Regions from separate parts of the Homo sapiens genome. Here all the other regions are linked to region 3. Evidence: chromatin contacts called from ENCODE Hi-C or POLR2A ChIA-PET data. All regions are on one chromosome and are shown on one strand. The core of a region is the stretch at or near the end of the contact, and the rest is flanking DNA. Distances in the headings are between cores, read along the strand shown.

What was found. A loop is a pair of places that touch in the nucleus more often than their neighbours do. ChIA-PET counts read pairs that join two places held with the same protein, here RNA polymerase II (POLR2A). Pooled maps may share reads with other maps.
Region 1: a pooled map shows a loop between it and region 3 (2.9-fold over the local background). The contact joins the enhancer-like site here to the promoter of ACTG1 in region 3. A Hi-C loop is called at or near these places in 1 of 50 pooled maps. POLR2A ChIA-PET finds 5 or more read pairs at or near these places in 7 of 52 experiments (BJ, H1, IMR-90 and 4 more).
Region 2: a pooled map shows a loop between it and region 3 (5-fold over the local background). The contact joins the enhancer-like site here to the promoter of ACTG1 in region 3. A Hi-C loop is called at or near these places in 4 of 50 pooled maps. POLR2A ChIA-PET finds 5 or more read pairs at or near these places in 3 of 52 experiments (H1, WTC11 and activated CD8-positive, alpha-beta T cell).
Region 4: a loop to region 3 is called in a pooled map, with 22 times the contacts of the local background. The contact joins the promoter of ALYREF here to the promoter of ACTG1 in region 3. A Hi-C loop is called at or near these places in 1 of 37 single-sample maps with no recorded cell type and 7 of 50 pooled maps. POLR2A ChIA-PET finds 5 or more read pairs at or near these places in 5 of 52 experiments (GM10248, GM12878, H1 and 2 more).

Annotation. Positions count from the first base shown.
Region 1 is chr17:81,141,654-81,144,353 of GRCh38, reverse strand. All of the region lies in intron 1 of AATK (apoptosis associated tyrosine kinase), which reads left to right. Among named protein-coding and RNA genes, the nearest start is that of MIR1250, 9.7 kb to the right of the region's middle. RefSeq lists an enhancer at 747-1,247 and a silencer at 1,514-1,563. Within about 2 kb of position 1,438, at least 2 of the 41 ENCODE cell types and tissues checked have a DNase peak (open chromatin) inside an H3K27ac peak, as active enhancers do.
Region 2 is chr17:81,100,619-81,103,318 of GRCh38, reverse strand. The region is part of intron 7 of BAIAP2 (BAR/IMD domain containing adaptor protein 2); the gene reads right to left. Among named protein-coding and RNA genes, the nearest start is that of MIR657, 23 kb to the left of the region's middle. RefSeq lists enhancers at 584-1,100, 1,101-1,618. Within about 2 kb of position 1,423, at least 2 of the 41 ENCODE cell types and tissues checked have a DNase peak (open chromatin) inside an H3K27ac peak, as active enhancers do.
Region 3 is chr17:81,511,549-81,514,469 of GRCh38, reverse strand. ACTG1 (actin gamma 1) reads left to right here and starts at 1,671. Exons shown (of 6, transcript NM_001614.5): 1 at 1,671-1,736; 2 at 2,110-2,238; 3 at 2,328-2,567; 4 at 2,844-2,921. The coding sequence starts at 2,116. RefSeq lists silencers at 1-25, 246-435, 1,066-1,545, 1,746-1,915 and enhancers at 566-615, 646-925, 2,136-2,225.
Region 4 is chr17:81,890,311-81,893,194 of GRCh38, reverse strand. ALYREF (Aly/REF export factor) reads left to right here and starts at 1,609. Exons shown (of 6, transcript NM_005782.4): 1 at 1,609-1,872; 2 at 2,375-2,506. The coding sequence starts at 1,615. ANAPC11 (anaphase promoting complex subunit 11) reads right to left here and starts at 1,472. Exons shown (of 4, transcript NM_001002248.3): 1 at 1,354-1,472. RefSeq lists silencers at 1-172, 1,053-1,592.

The sequences.
Region 1 (2,700 bases), core at 189-2,688, 370 kb after region 3:
ATGGGGAGGGCAGTGTGGGGCTGGGACAAGGGGCCTTGACCTTTACCCCCAGGCTCCTATCTGCAGCTTTGCTGATCCTGATCCATTTGTTTGTGTGATTTGGGGACATTTTGGGGGCATTTTTGGGAGGTGTGGGCCAGGCTGGGTCTGTGCAAGAGACGCTGGCTGTTGGTGCCACAAAAGGTGAAAGAGGCTGCCTCGGGGAGGGGAGTGAGCCCCAAGTTCCTGGAGGGGTGCACTTAGCCACTTAGCAGGAAGCTTCCTGAAGGGCCGAGCGGGGACAGGGGTGGGGGCAGAGAGCCACACCTTATGTGCTGGCCACCCTGGCCACCCGTCCCTGCAGGAAGGCAGCTTGGGTGGAGGAAGCATGCAGGGGCAACCCTGGGCACCGTGCTCACCCTGGGTGCACCTGCTGTTGTGGGGGGAATGGCTGGGAGCCTTGGAACCTCAGACTGAGCTAGCATGTGGGGGTCACGCCCGCACCCACGGGGCATGCATGCCAGGCACACCCGACGGGTGAGCAGAGCCTGGAGCCCCGGGCAGGCAGGGCCCAAGGTTCCAGAAGAGGCAGTGTGGGTGGAGAGAGTGGAGGCCTCGCCTTACCCCGTGGGGATCACACCCCATGGCCACCCACCGTGGGGCCCCTGGACTCCACACAGTCCTGGCCTCATCAGGGGTGGGGATTGCTAACTGTGGGGCGACGTGCTGAGGAGAGAGGCTGTGAAGCCAGAGGGGTCGAGGAGGCTGGAGGACCAGGTGTGGCCACGGGAGGCGGGGCTGCATGGCTGGGGGAATTGGGGCTGCGTGGACACGGGGGGTGGGGGCTGCATGGCTGGGGGAAGTGAGGCTGCGTGGACACGGGAGGCAGGGGCTGCGTGGACACAAGGGGTGGGGGCTGCATGGCCCCAGGCAGAGCTGGATGGGGTTGAGGGGAAGTGCATTTGGACCCAACACAGAAAACTTACTAGCTCTTGGCTTTGACCAGGGCCACCCTGTGCTGCAGTGAGCACCCGGTCCTAGGGACAGCCCTGTAGAAGCTGGGCCAGGTCAGGTGACGTGTCCTGGGACTCCAGGGTCCCGCACAGGCTGCCTGGGACCTGGGGCTGCTGCAGGCGGCTTCCGCCTGGGACGTGTGCACGTTGCGGGGGTGGGGGCTCATCGAGCCAGGTGTGGCCAAGGGCTTGGGCTGTGGGGCCACTCTCAGGCTCAGCCAGGCCACTCTCGGAACTCTCCCGTGGCCTTCGAGGGAAGGCCGTGTGCCGGCAACGCTGCGGACGGCAGCACCCCAAGCTGGGATCCCCCAGCTCTGTGCTGAGTAGGCGCCATCCTGGACCACGCCTGTGTTTTGAGCTCAGGCCACGCTGTGCCTGGAGCTGGCCTCCCTGTTCCTCTGTGTGTGGCCCAGAGTCCCAGGAGCCTCCTGTCCTTTCCACTGCGTGTGTAAAATGGCTGAGAGTGCCACCTGGTGGGCGTGAGGGTCACGCCGATGATGCGTCCACACCTCCGTGGATAGGGTGGTTACAAGTCAAGTGGACTTTGGGGGACGGGGACAGGGAGGCTGGCTGGCTGGGGCGGGGGTGGGGCTGGGTCCTTACTGCTCAGGGAGGCTCACAGGTGAGAAGCCACTCCCAGGAGGGTGGGACTGACTCAAAGCCGGCAGCCTGTTGTGGGGGTGTCTCCACCCCAAGCACCTCCTTCTCTTCCCTGCTCTTGGTCCCCTGCCAGCTCCCTGTGGCTGGCTCTGCCTCTTCCCACCCCAACCTCTCAGCAGAGCCAATGCTCCAGAGCTGGACAATGGCCAAATAGACATTAACTTTGAAACTGGAGGCCAAGGCGGGAGGATTGATTGAACCCAGGAGTTTGAGACCAGCCTGGACAACATAGTGAGACCTGTCTCTACAAAAAAATGTAAAAATTAGCGGGTGTGGTGGTGCAAGGCTGTGGTCTCAGCTACTTGGGAGGCTAAGGTGGGAGGATTATTTGAGCCCAGGAGTTTGAGGCTGCCATGAGCCGTGATTGCACCACTGCGCTCCAGCCTGGGTGACAGAGCAAGATTCTGTCTCAAAAAAAAAAAGAAAAGAAAAAAGAAAAAAAAGAGCGGGCCTGGTAGCTCATGCCTGTAATCCCAGCATTTTGGGAGGCCAAGGTGGGTGGATCACCTGAAGTCAGGAGTTTGAGACCAGCCTGGCTAACATAGTGAAACCCCATTTCTACTAAAAATACAAAAATTAGCCGAGGGTGATGGTGGCAGGTGCCTGTAATCCCAGCTACTTGGGGGGCTGAGGTGGGAGAATCACTTGAACTGGGGAGGTGGAGGTTGCAGTGAGCTGAGATCATGCCACTGCACTCTAGCCTGGGTGACAGAGTGAGACTCTATCAAGGAAGGAAGGAAGGAAGGAAAGGAAGGAAGGAAGGAAGGAAGGAAGGAAGGAAGGAGAGGGAGAAAGAGAGAGAAAAAAGAAAGAAAGAAAAAAAGTAAGTAACTGCTGGCACTAGAGGCCTCTAGGGTTAGCCTGGGCAGAGTCCTTGAAGCTGACCTGGACCTGCCCCCAGCGCGTCCAGCCACGTGTGCACAGCAGATGTACCCTCACCACCCCACCTTGGGACCAGCTGGTGCCAGGCCTGAGCCACTGCATCTGAGCATGTCTTTGAGGACTGATGGCGGCCCTCTGGGGACCTGCCCAGCCACCAAGCTTTCCA
Region 2 (2,700 bases), core at 174-2,673, 410 kb after region 3:
GTAAAGGGCCGGGGATGGACCACAAGCCATGCAGTCGGGGGACCTCCAGGGATGAGAGCAAACCCAGGCTCAACGCCCGCGGGGCCCATCAGGGCCTGGAGGAAGGAGGAACGGACAGGGACGCACAAGGTCAAACTCCGGTGGGCAAACCCCAAAGTGCCAGGAAGGCGCCCCAGATGGCCGGGGGAGGGGGTGGTGCTGCCCAGTGGGGGTCAGGCCTGGCTGCCGAGGGCAGGAAGGCAGCCCCGTCAGACACACTGAGGCTCACTGCTCCAACCACTGCCCTTGGGCCCAAGAGCCCGCGCTCCCTCGGGCGTACTCTGCGGCCTGCTGGACACAGACCAGCTGAGCACAGTGGGGACAAAGGAGGAGGAAGCCACAGGCATGGAGAAAGGTTCTGGGACTGGGAGCCGGCCGGGCCTGGGTCCTGGGAGCTAATCAAGTAACCCCTGCCCCTCCTGGCCATTTGGCCTAAGCAGGCTGCAGGGCCTGGATTCCCGGGACCCCCAGACCCTTAAGCTGTGGGCCAGAACTGCTATGTCTCTGGCACCTCTGGGGGCCTCTCCGGCTTTCACTGCTCCCCCCAACTCATCCCCGTTCCCTTCTACATGTGGCTGGGCACCCACGCTGGGGACCCACGGAGGATGTTGGACGACAGCCATTCTGAGCAAGTCCTCCCCATGCCACCCCTACCCCTCTGCTGCTGGCTCAGACCAGGGGTCAGCAAACCACAGCCCGAGGGCTGGCTTCCTGTTTTGTAAATAAAGTTTTATTGCAACACAGCTGTGCATCGATTTGTGAATCATTCATTCATGGCTGCCCTCACATTGCAGTAACAGAGCTGGAGACGGCACGGCCCACAGAGCCAAAAGCACAAACTTTGTGGCCCTTCAGAACGTCTGCCGAGCCCTGGCTGAGATCAGTGGTAGAGGAGTGAGTCTTGGGTGGCGCGGAGAGGCCAGCAGGGACCAGCACTAGGGCAGACGGCCGAGGGACACCGACCTCGCAGCGGCACGGCCCTGACACAGCGGCCACGAGCCAGCGTCACCCCCGCACCCTGAGAGCCCCGAGGCAGGCCCAAACCCAAGCACCAGGGAGCTACTACGAACTGCCCTGGGAGGCTGCCCTCACACCCTGGCCCCCAGCCCAGAGGCTCGTCTCTAAGTGGGTCTGTGGGACACAGGCCTCTTCCACACACGCCCGGGGGCCCACGAGCCCAGGAGGTCAGCTGCTGCCACCGCAGGCACATCCCGCAACCCCTCCTGGGAGACCTGCGGCAAGCAGCCTGGCTTCCCCGCCCTCCATCCCTGCAGGCAGCACCCCAGCCACTGACAGCCCCGCTCTCACTCCCTGGCCCCGTCATGGGGCCTGGCCCCCGCCAGAGGGCGCAGACGCCCGCCACTGTCCTGGGTCTAGCAGGCGGGAGGCCTGCGCTCCACAGCGCTCCCTGCCTGGCAGCTGTGGCAGCACAGCCTGTCACCGCTGAGTCCTTCAGCAGCGAGGCTGCCTCCAGGGGTCAAAGGTGCTGCTGCTGTCCTTGCCTGCACCTGCCCACAGTGCCCAGCAGGCCCAGGCCGGCAGGAGGGGCCTCTCCAGGGAGGGAAGAGCACTTGTCTCCTGGCTGTCCCCAGGCTGTGGGGACTGGAGCACTGGTTCTGTATCACGTGCGTGTGTGTGTGTGTGCACGCACGCGCACGTACATGAGAGTGTGGTGGGTGGGGGGAACAAGTGTCAAGGTATAGCCCGTGGATCCCTGCAACCCTTTATTTTAGAAAGACATGACCAGGGCCTCCCTGGTGGGCTTGGCTCCGGAACTACATCTTCGAAACTCTTGAAATGTTCCAGAATGTTCCAGGGGACACATGTGATCCCATCCCAACTCCTACCCATGGACTATGGGTGAACAGGGGCCTGCTGGCCCTGCCTGTTCCCGGTGGGGAGTCTGGCCTCTGGGCCTTGCCTGCTCTGGGGGCTAAGTCAGCCTCCTAGGAGGGGATCCCCTTGCTCACATCGGGGCTCAGGATATCCATGGAGGGGGCTGCTGCAGCCCGTCCCTGAGGAACTCGCTCCTGGTTCAGCAGGGCCAGGCTTGGTCCTGGGACATGGCGGATCCCAGGGCGGGATTCCCCCACAAGGAACGACAAGGCTGGGGATGCCGGAAACACAGGGCTGCAGGACTGTGCTGGGGGACGCCTAGCGGGAGACACAGGGCCGCAGGACTGTGCCGGGGGACACCTAGCGGGAGACACAGGGCCGCAGGACTGTGCCGGGGGACGCCTAGCGGGAAACACAGGGCCAAGAGTCTACCGGCCCAAGGAGGGGCCCTCAACAGATGACGGGCAGAGGGGTCTCTCAGAGGTCACGAGGGCAGCAGCATGTGGCCACCACCCAAGGCCCCACCTGGGACCACAGTGGCTCAGGGGTGCAGGCAGAGGTGGTAGAGGCACAGGTCACCAAGAGCCTGGGAGCCAGGGGAGGACCCTGTGACCAGGTTTGAGTCCCAGGGAGGCCACTCTGGAGCAGTGAGGGAGGGACTGGGGAGGCCACCTGAGAGCCAGGCAGGGCCCCTGGCTACCCAGGAAGCAAAGAGATAGGGCAGGTTTGGGTTGGGTGAGGGGTGGCAGGTCCACGTACGACAGCCGAGCTATGGCAGCTGCTGGACCTGGGGCCAGTGTCATGGTTGTCTTGGGTGGCCTAGGG
Region 3 (2,921 bases), core at 422-2,921:
GACCCGGAGGGGCAGGGTCCCCGGCCGGCCCGGAGCAGAACGTAGTGTGGGGTGAACGCAGGATGGAGGGGCTTGTGGCTATTCCCCACCCGCCTCGTGTCCCTCGGTGTGTGACGTCGCATCTTGGGACCCCCCAAGTGGAAGTCCTCACCCGGGGGTCGAGCAGGCTGTGTGGTTCTGCCCAGGGACGCGAGTCCGGGTGGGTCTGTTGGAGGCCCAGCCCCGGCTTCGCCACGGGAGGGAACATACCTGACAGCCTTGCCCGGGCCCCCGGAGATTCTGGGCCTGGGGGCGCTCAGCACCCCTGGGAGGCCTGGGGCACGGGGGCCTTAGGCACGGGTCTCGGCGTCCGGGCTGACTGCAGCCCGCAGGTGAGCTGGGCCGGCCGCCTTGCCCTGACTCGCTGTTGTCACTCCCAAACACGGGGTCGCGAGCTAACGTTGCAGGGCCCCGGACTCCGCGTGGGGACCCCGGCCCCGCCCCCCAGCCTGTCGAGTCAATCTGAACGCTCTGCGACCTCGGGCGAGTCCGTCCCCTCACTGCGCGGCCTCACTGCCACCCCTACGCGGCCGGCGCTCCAACCCTGAAAATTCCAGCAGCGCACAAGGAAACCGTAGTGCCGGGCGCCTCTCGGGGTGTAACCAAAGCACCGGCGCCGCTCCTGGCGAGGAGTGAGCGCCCTGGACAAGCCTGTGGCTAAACCCACGCCAGCCCTGATCGCTGCTCTTAACTAGCATCGTAAACAGAAGAGGGTATCCCCCCGACCGCCCGAAGCTGGGGAGCCGACCTTCAAAAAAGTCAGGGCTCCCATTGTCTACCTCAGTTTCCCTATAATGTCTACAGGTGACCAGAATGAAACAAAGGCCTCACTCCACACCACCTTCTCAGCACATAAGGGGGCGGGGTAGCCCCAACCCGGAGCGCGCGCCTGGGGACAATCAGGCCTGTGATTTGAGGGGCAGGGATGTGTCGGGTCGGGTAGAAAGGGGCCTCGGTCTTCAAACGAACGGAGATCCGGGGCAGGGCGCCCCGTGGAGGGACCTGCATGGTGGTGGCTGCGCTTGGGGACGGGCGGGCTGTTTCCTATGGTGACCGGGGCGAGGTGAGGGCTCCTGAGAGCTCCCCCGCGCCCAGGGACGCAGAGCGTCGCGGACCCCCGCCGCGCCCCTTCCTCAGCCCGGCACTGGCGCCCGAGATCCTCGTGGAGCCCGAGGGGAAAGATTGCAAGGGACGTCCCAGGGAGCAAAGCCCCGCAGCGTGGCCGGGGACTCGGGGACCCACCCCAGCTCCGGCGCGGCCCCGCCCCGGGTCAGGCAGTTTCGGGGCGCAGCAGGGCCCTCCCCACGGCGCGGCAGTCCCGGGGAGGGGCCAGGCCCGTCAGCCCTTCGGCCCTCCCGGCGACCCTCGGAGGGCGCCCCAACTCAGACCCGCCCGCCGGCCCGCGCAGGGTCGCGAGCGCGCGGGGGTGGCGCGGGCGGGGCCGTTGGGAGGCGGTGCGGGCTGGGGGCGGGGCGGGCCGGGGCCCCACGTGTCCCTGCCCGGCGGGCCAATGGGTGCCCGGCTTTCGGAAAGATCGCCATATATGGACATGTTCTGGGGCCGCGCGCGCCGCCGGGCCGCGCGGGCGCGCCGCTTCCGCTTAAATAACGGCGGGGGAGGCCGCGGTCGGTCTCAGTCGCCGCTGCCAGCTCTCGCACTCTGTTCTTCCGCCGCTCCGCCGTCGCGTTTCTCTGCCGGTGAGCGCCCCGCCCCGGGGCCTGAGCTGGACGTCGCAGGCCTGCGCCCCCCGACCCCGGCTGGCCCCGCTTCCAGCTGCCGAGGCCTCGTCGCGCCTTCCCCGGGAACAAAAGGCGGGGTGGGCCGGGTCAGGCGGACGGGGCTGGGGGGGCGCCGGGGGTCCAGGGCGGGGCCCGGCCGCAGTGCAGACTTCCGAGCCGTGGACGTTACGTAAAAGGCCCGGCCTTCGGTTCCAGGCGGTTGCGATCTTGGAGGCCACGGCCGCTGGGGTTGGGGCAGGGCCGAGGCTTCCCCGCGGGAGGGCATTAGGTGGCTGTGGGGAGGGGACCGTGTTACAGACGCGCCCGCCTGAGTCCATCCTTTTCCGGGCAGGTCGCAATGGAAGAAGAGATCGCCGCGCTGGTCATTGACAATGGCTCCGGCATGTGCAAAGCTGGTTTTGCTGGGGACGACGCTCCCCGAGCCGTGTTTCCTTCCATCGTCGGGCGCCCCAGACACCAGGTGAGTGGATGGCGCCGCGGGGCTCCTGGGTTCTGCGTTGCGGGGTGGGTTCGGTGTCGCCGGCGAGGCTGACGGGTCGTCCCCTGCAGGGCGTCATGGTGGGCATGGGCCAGAAGGACTCCTACGTGGGCGACGAGGCCCAGAGCAAGCGTGGCATCCTGACCCTGAAGTACCCCATTGAGCATGGCATCGTCACCAACTGGGACGACATGGAGAAGATCTGGCACCACACCTTCTACAACGAGCTGCGCGTGGCCCCGGAGGAGCACCCAGTGCTGCTGACCGAGGCCCCCCTGAACCCCAAGGCCAACAGAGAGAAGATGACTCAGGTGAGGCTCGGCCGACGCCCGTGCTCCTCCCGTCCTTTCCCCAGTCATTTTCTGCCCGGCTTGATTTCTGACATTTAAGTGTTTCTTTCGCTGTTCCAGGCTCTGTTCCTCTCCCGGCATTTCCTCCCTGAAGCCTCCAGGTTTCTCATTTGGTTTCTGCCTGCGTTCTTTTCTTTTCTCCACACATCACACTGGCATGCAGCATGTTGTGGCGTGTGAGCATGGGGTGGCCGTGGGTCTCTGTCCCTGACTAAGCCGCCCCTTGTCCCTTCTCAGATTATGTTTGAGACCTTCAACACCCCGGCCATGTACGTGGCCATCCAGGCCGTGCTGTCCCTCTACGCCTCTGGGCGC
Region 4 (2,884 bases), core at 360-2,859, 380 kb before region 3:
CTTGAACCTGGGAGGCGGAGGTTGCAGCGAGCTGAGATCACGCCAGCTCCCAGCTCTATTCGGGAAGCTGAGCCACAGGAATCACTTGGACCTGGGAGGCAGAGATTGCAGTGAGCCGAGATCGCACCACTGCACTCCAGCCTGGGCAACATAGTGGGACTGTCTCAAAAAAAAAAAAAAAAGCCAGCTGTGGTGGCGTGCACCAGCTGCCTGAGAGGCTGACGTGGGAGGATAGCTCGAGCCCAGGAGTTTGAGGCTGCAGTGAGCCAAGATCACACCACTGCACTCCACTCTGGGTGACGGAGGGAGACCCTGACTCAAAAAACAAAAACAAAAGCAAGTATCTCAAAACAACTTAAAATCCATGAAATGGGCTGGGTGTGGTGGCTCATGCCTGTAATCCCAGCACTTTGGGAGGCCAAGGCGGGCGGATCATCTGAGGTCAGGAGTTCAAGACCACCCTGGCCAACATGGCGAAACCCTGTCTCTATTAAAAATACAAACATTAGCCAGGTATGGTGGCACGTGCCTGTAGTCCCAGCTACTCGGGAGGCTGCCGCTGGAGACTCGCTTGAACCCAGGAGGCAGAGGTTGCAGTGAGCCGAGATCGCCCCACTGCACTCCAGCCTGGGCGACAGAATGAGACTGCCTCAAAAAAAAAAAAAAAAAATCAATGAAATGGCACACTGGTTTTCATTAATAAGTTGCAAAAATAATTTTTTTTTGGAGACAGGGTCTGGCTCTGTCGCCCAGGCTGGAGTGCAGTGGTGCCACCACGGCTCACTGCAGCCTCGACCTCCTGGGCTCAAGCAATCCTCCCACCTCGGCCTCCCAAGTAGCTGGTAGTACAGAAGTGCACCACCATGCCCAGCTCATTTTTTTTTTTAGAGATGGGGGTCTCACGATGTTGCCCCGGCTGGTCTCAAACTCCTGGGCTGAAGCGAACCTCTTGCCTCGGCCTCCCAAAGTGCTGGGATTACAGGCGTGAGGCCCGCGCCCGGCCCGCAAGAAAACTTGTAAAGGATATGACTGGCAAAATGTGACAGTGCAGACTTGGGGGGGCTGCAGGTGGAGACCAAAAAACCAACCCGCAGCTCGTCTGCAGCGGCTGCCGCCCGCCGAAGCCGCGCCCGCCGGACCCCACCGCGAGCCGAGCGCACAGTCCTGGGCGGGAGCGGAAACAAGGACTCCCAGCAGCTCCCAGGCACCCGCCGCGCCCGTAGCGCCCCCAGCGCCCCCAGCCCTGGCCGATCGGGCGGAGCGTGCGGGGAGGGAGGGGCGCGTAGGCTCCGCCTCCAACGGCCGCCGCCCCACCCCCTGCGCCCTCGCACCTTCGCCAACCTAATCACGCACCGCCCTACCCGCCCTTCCGTTGGCAGCGCCGGCGTCCGCGCGGGAAGGTATAAAAACGACCACAGTCGCGGCCCGACTCCCTCAACAGCGCCCGCCGAGTCTCGCACGCCAGTGCGCACGCGCCTCCCCGCCTCACCCCGTCCCGCGCGCGCAGCCGTCCGCCAGCGGCCAATCAGCAGCCGCTCCGAGGCCGTGGCACCGGAAGGCCTCACGCGGCGCCGGAAGTGACGTGCCGGCGTGCTGACGCGCGGGCTCGAGCCGATGCCCGATTCCGCGCCCGCCATGGCCGACAAAATGGACATGTCTCTGGACGACATCATTAAACTGAACCGGAGCCAGCGAGGCGGCCGGGGCGGGGGCCGGGGCCGCGGCCGGGCCGGCTCCCAGGGCGGCCGCGGCGGTGGGGCGCAGGCCGCCGCGCGAGTGAATCGAGGCGGCGGGCCCATCCGGAACCGGCCGGCCATCGCCCGCGGCGCGGCCGGCGGAGGCGGCAGGAACCGACCGGCGCCCTACAGCAGGGTGAGTGCGGAGGCCGGCCGCGCCGGAGAGTGGGAGGGGGCCAGCCGGGGCTGGGGCCGGGGCCGCTCGCGGCGGAGACCCGGGCCGGCGGGTGGATAAGGCTGGTGGAGCGGCCGCCCGGAGGTCCGGAGGGTGCGTGTGGGCGCGGAGGGGGTGGTGGGCGGGAGCGAGGTCGTTCTTTCGGGGTCCGGTCCCGGAGGCTGAGACCCTTCCCAGCTCTTTGTTTGTTCCGGACGTTGGGGCCTCGTGGCAGGAGAGGAGGGGACGCTGGGCGCGGCACAGGCGGCGGGAAGTTAGTCTAAGGGAACTGAAGTTGTGCGGCCGCGGTGGGACCGTGCGGCCTCGGGCTGGGGCAGCTGCAGCGCCGGAGGGAGCGCTGGCGGCCCCGTTTCGGCCGGATCCTCTCAGGCCGGGAAGAGGAAGGGTCCGGAGTAGCCGTGAGGGTCAGGAAAGCCCTGGACTGAGACTCACAGATCTGCTCTTGTTGCGGTTTTTTTTTCAGCCAAAACAACTTCCCGACAAGTGGCAGCACGATCTTTTCGACAGTGGCTTCGGCGGTGGTGCCGGCGTGGAGACAGGTGGGAAACTGCTGGTGTCCAATCTGGATTTTGGAGTCTCAGACGCCGATATTCAGGTAAGAGACGAGGGCTTCTCGGTGAGCCGTTCGCCCTGCACAGGACGGATCGTGATTTTGGGGATGTGGCCCTGAGTCCCCTTCCCGCCTTAGCGAAGGGAGCCCTCCCAGCTCTGAAGGGCTGCAGGACAGACCCAGTGCTAGTAAAGCCGGGGTCAGTGCGCAGGCAGGTGCGAGCCTAGCTGAGCCTGAGGAACTGCTGCTGTTAGTCTGAAGATGGGTTCTGTGAGTGAAAATCCCCTGCCAGGGCTTCCAGTTTCTAACAGGGACAAAGACTGACCAAATGTGAGTGGTTTTTGGCTGTTAGACCCAGCCCAGTTGCTTTTTAAATTTTGTGCCTGTCTTAGTGGGTTAATGTGAGAAAAAGAATCTTCTTTA